Regions from separate parts of the Homo sapiens genome. Here region 1 is linked to region 2. A link is a contact called in ENCODE Hi-C data. All regions are on one chromosome and are shown on one strand. The core of a region is the stretch at or near the end of the contact, and the rest is flanking DNA. Distances in the headings are between cores, read along the strand shown.

The links. A loop is a pair of places that touch in the nucleus more often than their neighbours do. Pooled maps may share reads with other maps.
Region 1: a pooled map shows a loop between it and region 2 (10-fold over the local background). The contact joins the promoter of FKBP7 here to the promoter of LNPK in region 2. A Hi-C loop is called at or near these places in 6 of 50 pooled maps.

The regions. Positions count from the first base shown.
Region 1 is chr2:178,476,497-178,479,939 of GRCh38, forward strand. FKBP7 (FKBP prolyl isomerase 7) reads right to left here and starts at 2,104. Exons shown (of 4, transcript NM_181342.3): 1 at 1,783-2,104; 2 at 566-717. The coding sequence starts at 2,003.
Region 2 is chr2:176,000,233-176,003,800 of GRCh38, forward strand. It overlaps LNPK (lunapark, ER junction formation factor), which reads right to left and starts at 2,035. Exons shown (of 13, transcript NM_030650.3): 1 at 1,928-2,035. RefSeq lists an enhancer at 2,229-2,448.

The DNA of each region.
Region 1 (3,443 bases), core at 854-3,353, 2.5 Mb after region 2:
TTCCCCTTTTCCCTCTCACTTCAGCCTCTGGCAATCACCCTTCTACTTTGTCTCTATTAATTTGACTACTCCAGGTACCTCACATAAATGGAATTATACAGTATTTGTCTTTTTGTGACTGGTTTATTTCATTTAGCATAATGTCCTCAAGGCTGATACATGTTGGTGCATGTCTCAGAATTTTCTTCCTTTTTAAGGCTGAATAATATTCCATTTCATTTTTTTTTTTTTTTTTTTTGTAGAGCAGGGTCTTGCTGTTGCTCAGGCTGGTCCTGGCCTCAAGTGATTCTACCACCTTGGCCTCCCAAAGTGTTGGGATTACAGGCATGAGCCACTGTGCCTGGCTTCCATATATGCATGTATTCATTTTGTTTATCCATTTCTCTATGTATGGACATGTGGCTTGCTTCCATCTCTTGTCTATTGTACATGGCTGCTATGAGCATGGCTGTACAAATATTTCTTTGAGACTGTGCTTTCAATTCTTTCAGACCTATATACCCAGAAATCTATTAATCATTTTTTAAATATAACTAAAACAAGAAATTAAAATTAAACATCTTACCATAGCCTTCCTTTCCGTATGCAAATGAAGGGGGTATAACTACTTTTCGCTTTTCTCCAGGGCACATATCTGTCATAGCAATGTCTAGGCCTTTTATGACTTGCCCAACACCAAGAACAAACCATTTGGGGTGGCCTTCATTTTGTGTCCGGCTATAACAAAAAGCAATACTTAAGTAAACTGATTTCAAGAAATCAAACTTGAAAATACAGCTGGGCATTTAAAATTGGAGTCCTCTCTAACCATCATTCCCATATAATCACTCTTTCTAAAACCCTTAATGGGGTGTTTGACTCAAACTTCCCTATAATCACCAGAAAGAAGTATGATTTGCCCAAAGTTAATCATTAACAGCCATCTCATTTTTTAAAATTGTTATCTTTACAAAAACTATTCAACAGTTAACTTTTTAATGGGTCTCCAGCCCCTAACTAGGTGCATGGCTTGTACAAAGAACTCATTTAACTCCCTGGGTTTGTTGTAAAAAAATGATAGGGCAGTTTTAGCCTCAAAAAGTCATTTTAATAGTAATTTAAAATGGTATATTTTCTTATTAAATTCTAATGATATAATTTATTAAATTCTTATTAAATTATAAAATTGTATAAATTCTTATTAAATTTCTCTATTTTATTCTAAATGGATGGAACTGTTTTTCCCAGTCCTATCTTTACAGGGTAAAGAAAAGATTCTCCCTCTGAGTAATAAGCCATCAATTAAATCAGAGTAGGCACCAGGTGGAATGAGGGAGCAGGGCCCACCAGAAGTCACCAGGGAAGTAACTGTTTTTCTTGATAGAAAGTGGCCACAACCTATAAAAATCGTGCTTCTGAAGGCCAGAATTAAATCTCTTTATTCCATGTATTCCTCCGTAAAGACTCAATACTTCTGGCAAGGGAAAAATGTGAACATCCTTATAGGCAGAACCTTGATTTAATTCTGGAGGTCCCAAGGGTAATGGTGGTGGTTGATGTGTGTGTGGATGTATCGTATTTTTGATAATTTATTGCCACAACATTTTCAATACTTTAAATAAAAATATTCAGTTTATTAGAGAAACACTGCCATATAATGTGATTTTTTTTAATGAATAAAGGGCTCAACTTTTACCGTTAAAAAATAAAACCCCAACCAACCAACCAATGAGGCTTCCGCTTGGTGGAGGCAGGCAAGATTTTGTGCAACTGGACGCACGGGCAGCTCGCAGCATTTCCTACCTGCAGTAGAATTTCGAGCCGTCTTTAGCCAGGTAGCCGTCATAATGGGCATTTAGTAGGTCTCCCTTCTTGCTTGTCTTAGAGCAGTTTTCTGGACGATGCAAAACTTCTATTTTCACTTCTTCGGTGCTCTCCTCTTTCTTTTGTCTCTGAGCAGTAAAAAGGCCCCACAGATAAAAGAAAACAATGAATCTGAATAAGAAATGCATGGTTTTTGGCATCGGCTCCAGCAGAACACTGCTCTCCCTCCCGCGTGTCACTCGCGCCCCGTGGATGTCCCGCGGCCGAGTTCCGACGCGTGGCAGGCGTTGTCCTGCGTCACAAAGGGCCGGGGCGGGGCCATAGATGCGGCCCCGCCCTCTCATGGCCCCAACCCCTCCGCCTCCCGCAGCGGGCTCAGCGCGGTTAACGCTGTTTCTAGGCCCTCGGGCTGGCTGTCCTCAGTCTTTAAGATCGCAACGCACACTCGCTCCGCTTCTTCTCGCTAAACCCGCGTATTTTACAGCAGGTTTCCTCAGGGTTCGGTGACAACATTCGCATTTTCTAAAATGAAACTGGCATAAGACGAAATAAACAGCCTGGGATGTCGTAGAGTCAGGGAATATGGTTGTCATTTCTGGAAGCAAAAGGCTTCTAAGACCCCTAGGGAACGAGCAGATAGATACTGGGGGGAGGGAGAGGCATGCTGGAAAAGGAGCGTAAAAAATAGGCTGGCGGTGGCTTTCTGGGTGCTTCGGAGGTGTCCTTGAAGCGCATTCTCAGGTCGGAATCTTGCATTCAGAGGTTCCAGGCTGAGTCGCACAACCTGAAGGCCAGCCCGATGCAACGAAACTGCGGTACCGCAACTCCTCTGCCTGGCTGCAGGCGTTTCCGAGAGCCGACCTCCACAATTCAGCATCCTCCGCTGGCTTGCATTTCTTTTCCCCGCCACTCGGGGCCGCCCTTGATTCGAGGGCCTCTGGTAGTGCGGGGAATGTTCTTTTGACTTTTTTGTACCATCCCATGGGATACGTAATTGTCCACATCAGTCAAGAAAACTTGAGTATTGGGCATGTTGTCCCAATCTCACAGCTAATACGCAGCAGGGATTTGGTCAAATCTGTGTGACAACACCACTTCACCACCAATTTTAGTATGAAAACCTTTAAAATACACAGAAAGTTGAATTCTACAGTAAACTCTCCTACACCCACCATCTGGATCCTGTCATTGAACTATATTATATTTATTACATATCCATCCATCACTCTATCCATCCATCAATTCGCCTTGTTTCCAAGTGAATACCCAAAGACTACCCAAACCAGAAAACCAGCAAAGGCCTTCTGCATTCGCCTGGATTAAGTTCTGGGAGTAGAGGTGCTATTCTACCTCGGTGATGCGAAGAAAAGCCGCAGCACTGAGCCTGATTGATGTGCTTTGCTTAAAGTTTGCAAAATTCCATAAACCTGAAAATTACTGTCGATTATGCAAGATGACAATTGCGTCCAAGCAGGAGTTTCAAAAATCATAAAAGCTAGGGGGAAGTCCCCATTTCTAGACTAAAATTCCGAAGTCGAGTTCCATGTTTTATATTCTAAATAAAATTGTGGCTATCCAAGGTTATCGGCGTGATGACAGTTCCTTGGGGGCCCTCGCCATTCCTTGTCAGAGGACCCCGT
Region 2 (3,568 bases), core at 785-3,284:
GGATTCAAAATATGGCTCAACCACATACTAGCTATGCAATCTTGAGCAGATTACTTAAACTCTGCACGCCTCAGTTATTGCATTTGCAAAATGGTAAAAATATCTACACTTCATAGAATTGTTGTATAAATTAAATGAAATTATGTATCATTTGGCACAGTGTCCGACACATAGTAGTAACTGCTTAATTGTAGCCATTATTATTACCAGAAAACACATGTATTTATATGAAACACATTTCTAACTTCTTATAAAGAAAGCACCTATTTCATAATTCTAAAATTGGAAAATTATATTAGTTTGTATTTTTACAAAAATAGATTGCTCTCATTTTCTCTAGTATAAGAAATAGAGCAAAAAATTCTGTAGACTCTGCCATTAAATAACCTTGTAGGTCTTTGAAGGAAACAGCAAAGGAAGTTCTATGTTTATCAAATTCCAAAGTTAAGTATAAGCTATTTAATCACCATCAACAGTACCTCCATAACATATTATACTATACAATTGAAGAGTAAAGGTGATTTATTCTAGAATTCTAACTTTCAAATGTCCTAACTGAAAAGACAATTCTGAAATAGCCCAAGCCACATTTATTGCTCCTCAAAAAGAATTTTAATGAAAAGTACACCTCTATTATATATTAAGCACTCTTAATATATAATGATTAGTGCTTGCTTTCATGGTAAGTCAATTTTCATCTGAACTAAATACCACCAAAAAATTACTATTTGATTATAAATGTTTCTATGTGAAGTCATATATTTTTAATAGCCATATAACTTCTCCTTTTCTTGTATTTTCTTGTTTATATAACATATAAACACTATATAAGTTTACTAACATCATTACTGAGCTGATCTCAATAGATAACAGACAACCTTAAAATTCTAATTTAAACGCACCACTCCTGTTTAAGAAAATGTGTTAAAAGTCAACTTGGTCTTCTGGGGGCTGCTGAGGAAAAGAAATGAGCATTCCCTGCCAGTTTGAACATATTCCTGAAACCAAGCTTACTCACACCCACCAAACCGCTGTTGAATAGAGTCAATTTTGTCAATGCTGACACCCAGGCCATAAAGAAAGGAGGAAACAGTAGACACCGAGCAACACACACCGGAGGCCAACTGGGAAAAGCAGAACACGGAAAACTCAGTGATTCACGGGTCTTGCTTAGTACTGTGAAAGCACCATCAGCAAAGCTGAGTTGACCAATTTCAACTCTTTCTCAATCCGTAAACTATGAACTGACGGAATTTAGATTTGTTTTTCTCCTCCTACCACGCCTCTGATACAATGCACCTTCGCCCTTCCCCTCCACCCCACAGCCCACCATCCCTGAAATAAGGACAATGGTTGGAGAGTCTCTTCTCTAAGTAGCACGTACTCCACGCCCACACGCTAGAGCCCGGCAGCATGACACTGACAGTTTTCAGTCCCTTCTGGTCTTTCTAACTCTTGGAGCCTCCGCACAACTCAGAAAGAGAAGCGGAGAGAACGCTCAAAGCGGACAGCTGAGCGTAGGAAATGCTAGTTTGGGACCTTCTGACCTCTTTGCCCCACCTGTGTCGAGATAAGCTCGACACAAGTGGGCCAAAGAGCTGGGGCTCAAGCCAGTCACCACCCGGAATCTCCTAGAACCGAGCTGGAGAAACTACCAGCCCTAGAGGGGAAACAAGGGTTTCAAGACTCCAGCGCCACCACTGCCAGTGTGCTGGGAAATCCAGGGAACAAGGCGGCGAGCCTGGGTCTGCGCGGACCACCGCGCAGCCTGACTAGCAGCCGCCGCAGAGCTCTAGGCCACTTGGCAGGAGGCGGGGGCACCAAGGAGAGGCAAGCGGGGAACCCGCAGCTTATTTCCCAGGGGCACAGCTCAGCATGCCTCCCCGCTGCAGAGCCCTCCCAACTGCCCTCGCCTTGAGCGTTCTACCTGCAAGAAGCGGGCGCAGCCCGGCCCGGGCGTCCACCCCCGCCAGTCTCGGCCGCCACCGCCCAGCCTGCCTCCAGAGCAGGCAGCAGCCGCCACTGACAGAGAGACAAGCCGGGCCAACTCCTTCCCATGAAACCCCGCGCTCCAGCCGCTCGCCAATTGGCGCCGCGGTCGGCGCGCGCCGCTCCCCCGTCACGTGACCGTACCCTGGGCGGGTAGTTGTTGGGGCGGGTCGGCCGGGAGGTTAGGATCTTGTGTTTGTGGCCTCCGCAGCCAGCTTAGGCTGCTCGGTGTCGTGTCGCAGTTATGTACTGCCATTTATTATGACTCTTAGAATATAGTTATTTCTTACTCTTCCGCTGCCTCCTTTGCTTTTAAAGCCTGTTCTGCCAAGTCTCGCTGGAGAAGGAAACCCCTGAAACTGGTCCTGGTGGTCTCAGACCGCCGCGCGAGCGAAGAGTGGGGAGGACAAAGGTTGGGGAGTTGAGAAGGATGGAGATGGGTGCATCTGGAAGGGAGTCCGTCCTGAGGAGTCCCCCATCAGCTGTCAGCCAGCCAGCAGCAAAGCAAATTAAGACTACACAGCTCCGAAGAAGCCAGTTCCCAACCAAGCCAGTGGAGAAAAGTCAGCCCGGTCCCCAGGAGTGCTTGAGGCTCTGTCACTCTTGGACGTCAAAAAGGGTCATTTGATGACTGGACGCTTACCTCACCGGTGTGAGGTAAGCTTCAAACGCCGTATCATGTTGCTTTAAAACCTGCGGGTAACAGCATAAGCTGAGTTTTCTATCTTAGAACTCTTAACCCCAAGAACACTCTTCACAGGCCCTGATAGGTGGACCCACAAAAAAACCACTCAGGCTATATTTGACTCGGATTTGAAACGCTGCCGAAACGGTATTAAGTGTCCTCCTCAACTGGAAAAGACAAATAACAAATGATGCCTGAATGAGAAAAAGACTAGACGTGCACACAGTAATGTGTGAGCAGGGAAACTTCAGCGAAGGTTTTTATCATGCTTTACCCCTTTTACATGCTTTACCCCATGTGCAAACATTTTTCATGGGTTTTTTTCTATTTTTTATTTATTTTTATTCTATTTTTTTATTTATACACAAAAAAGTTTCAATGATTTTTTAAAGAGTAATAGTTTTAATATGTTACATTTAAACTTTGACGATGCAAACAGGTTGTCAAGAGAAGCAACTGAGCATTGTTTGGTTGGTAAGAAAATTTATTATACTAGAAGCTACCGCATAATTCACTGTGCAATTTGCTTGCCCTAATTGCCTAAATATTTAGTTACAGTTCTGTACACTTGCAAGGATGAGGGGAAGGGAACTGAAGTTTAGCGTGTCACTGTGGATCAGGCACTTTCCAAATGTAGAAGAAAATGAACAGAAACATTTCACCTGTTTTGATGTGGAAATTTAACCGTTTTGTTTTTCAACCTTTGCTGTTGCAAAGTATTAAAGTCCTGTGCAGTTTTGCAAATATATCTCACCGCAGAAAGATCTCCTTTCCTAAGAAGACTGGGAAGAACGGCTTTCCACTTGCCAGTAATGTGTCCTCTGGTTTCAATTGAGCCATCAGTGTCTGTACTCCAGCCTGGGCTACCAAGCGATACCCCACCTCTGAAAAAAG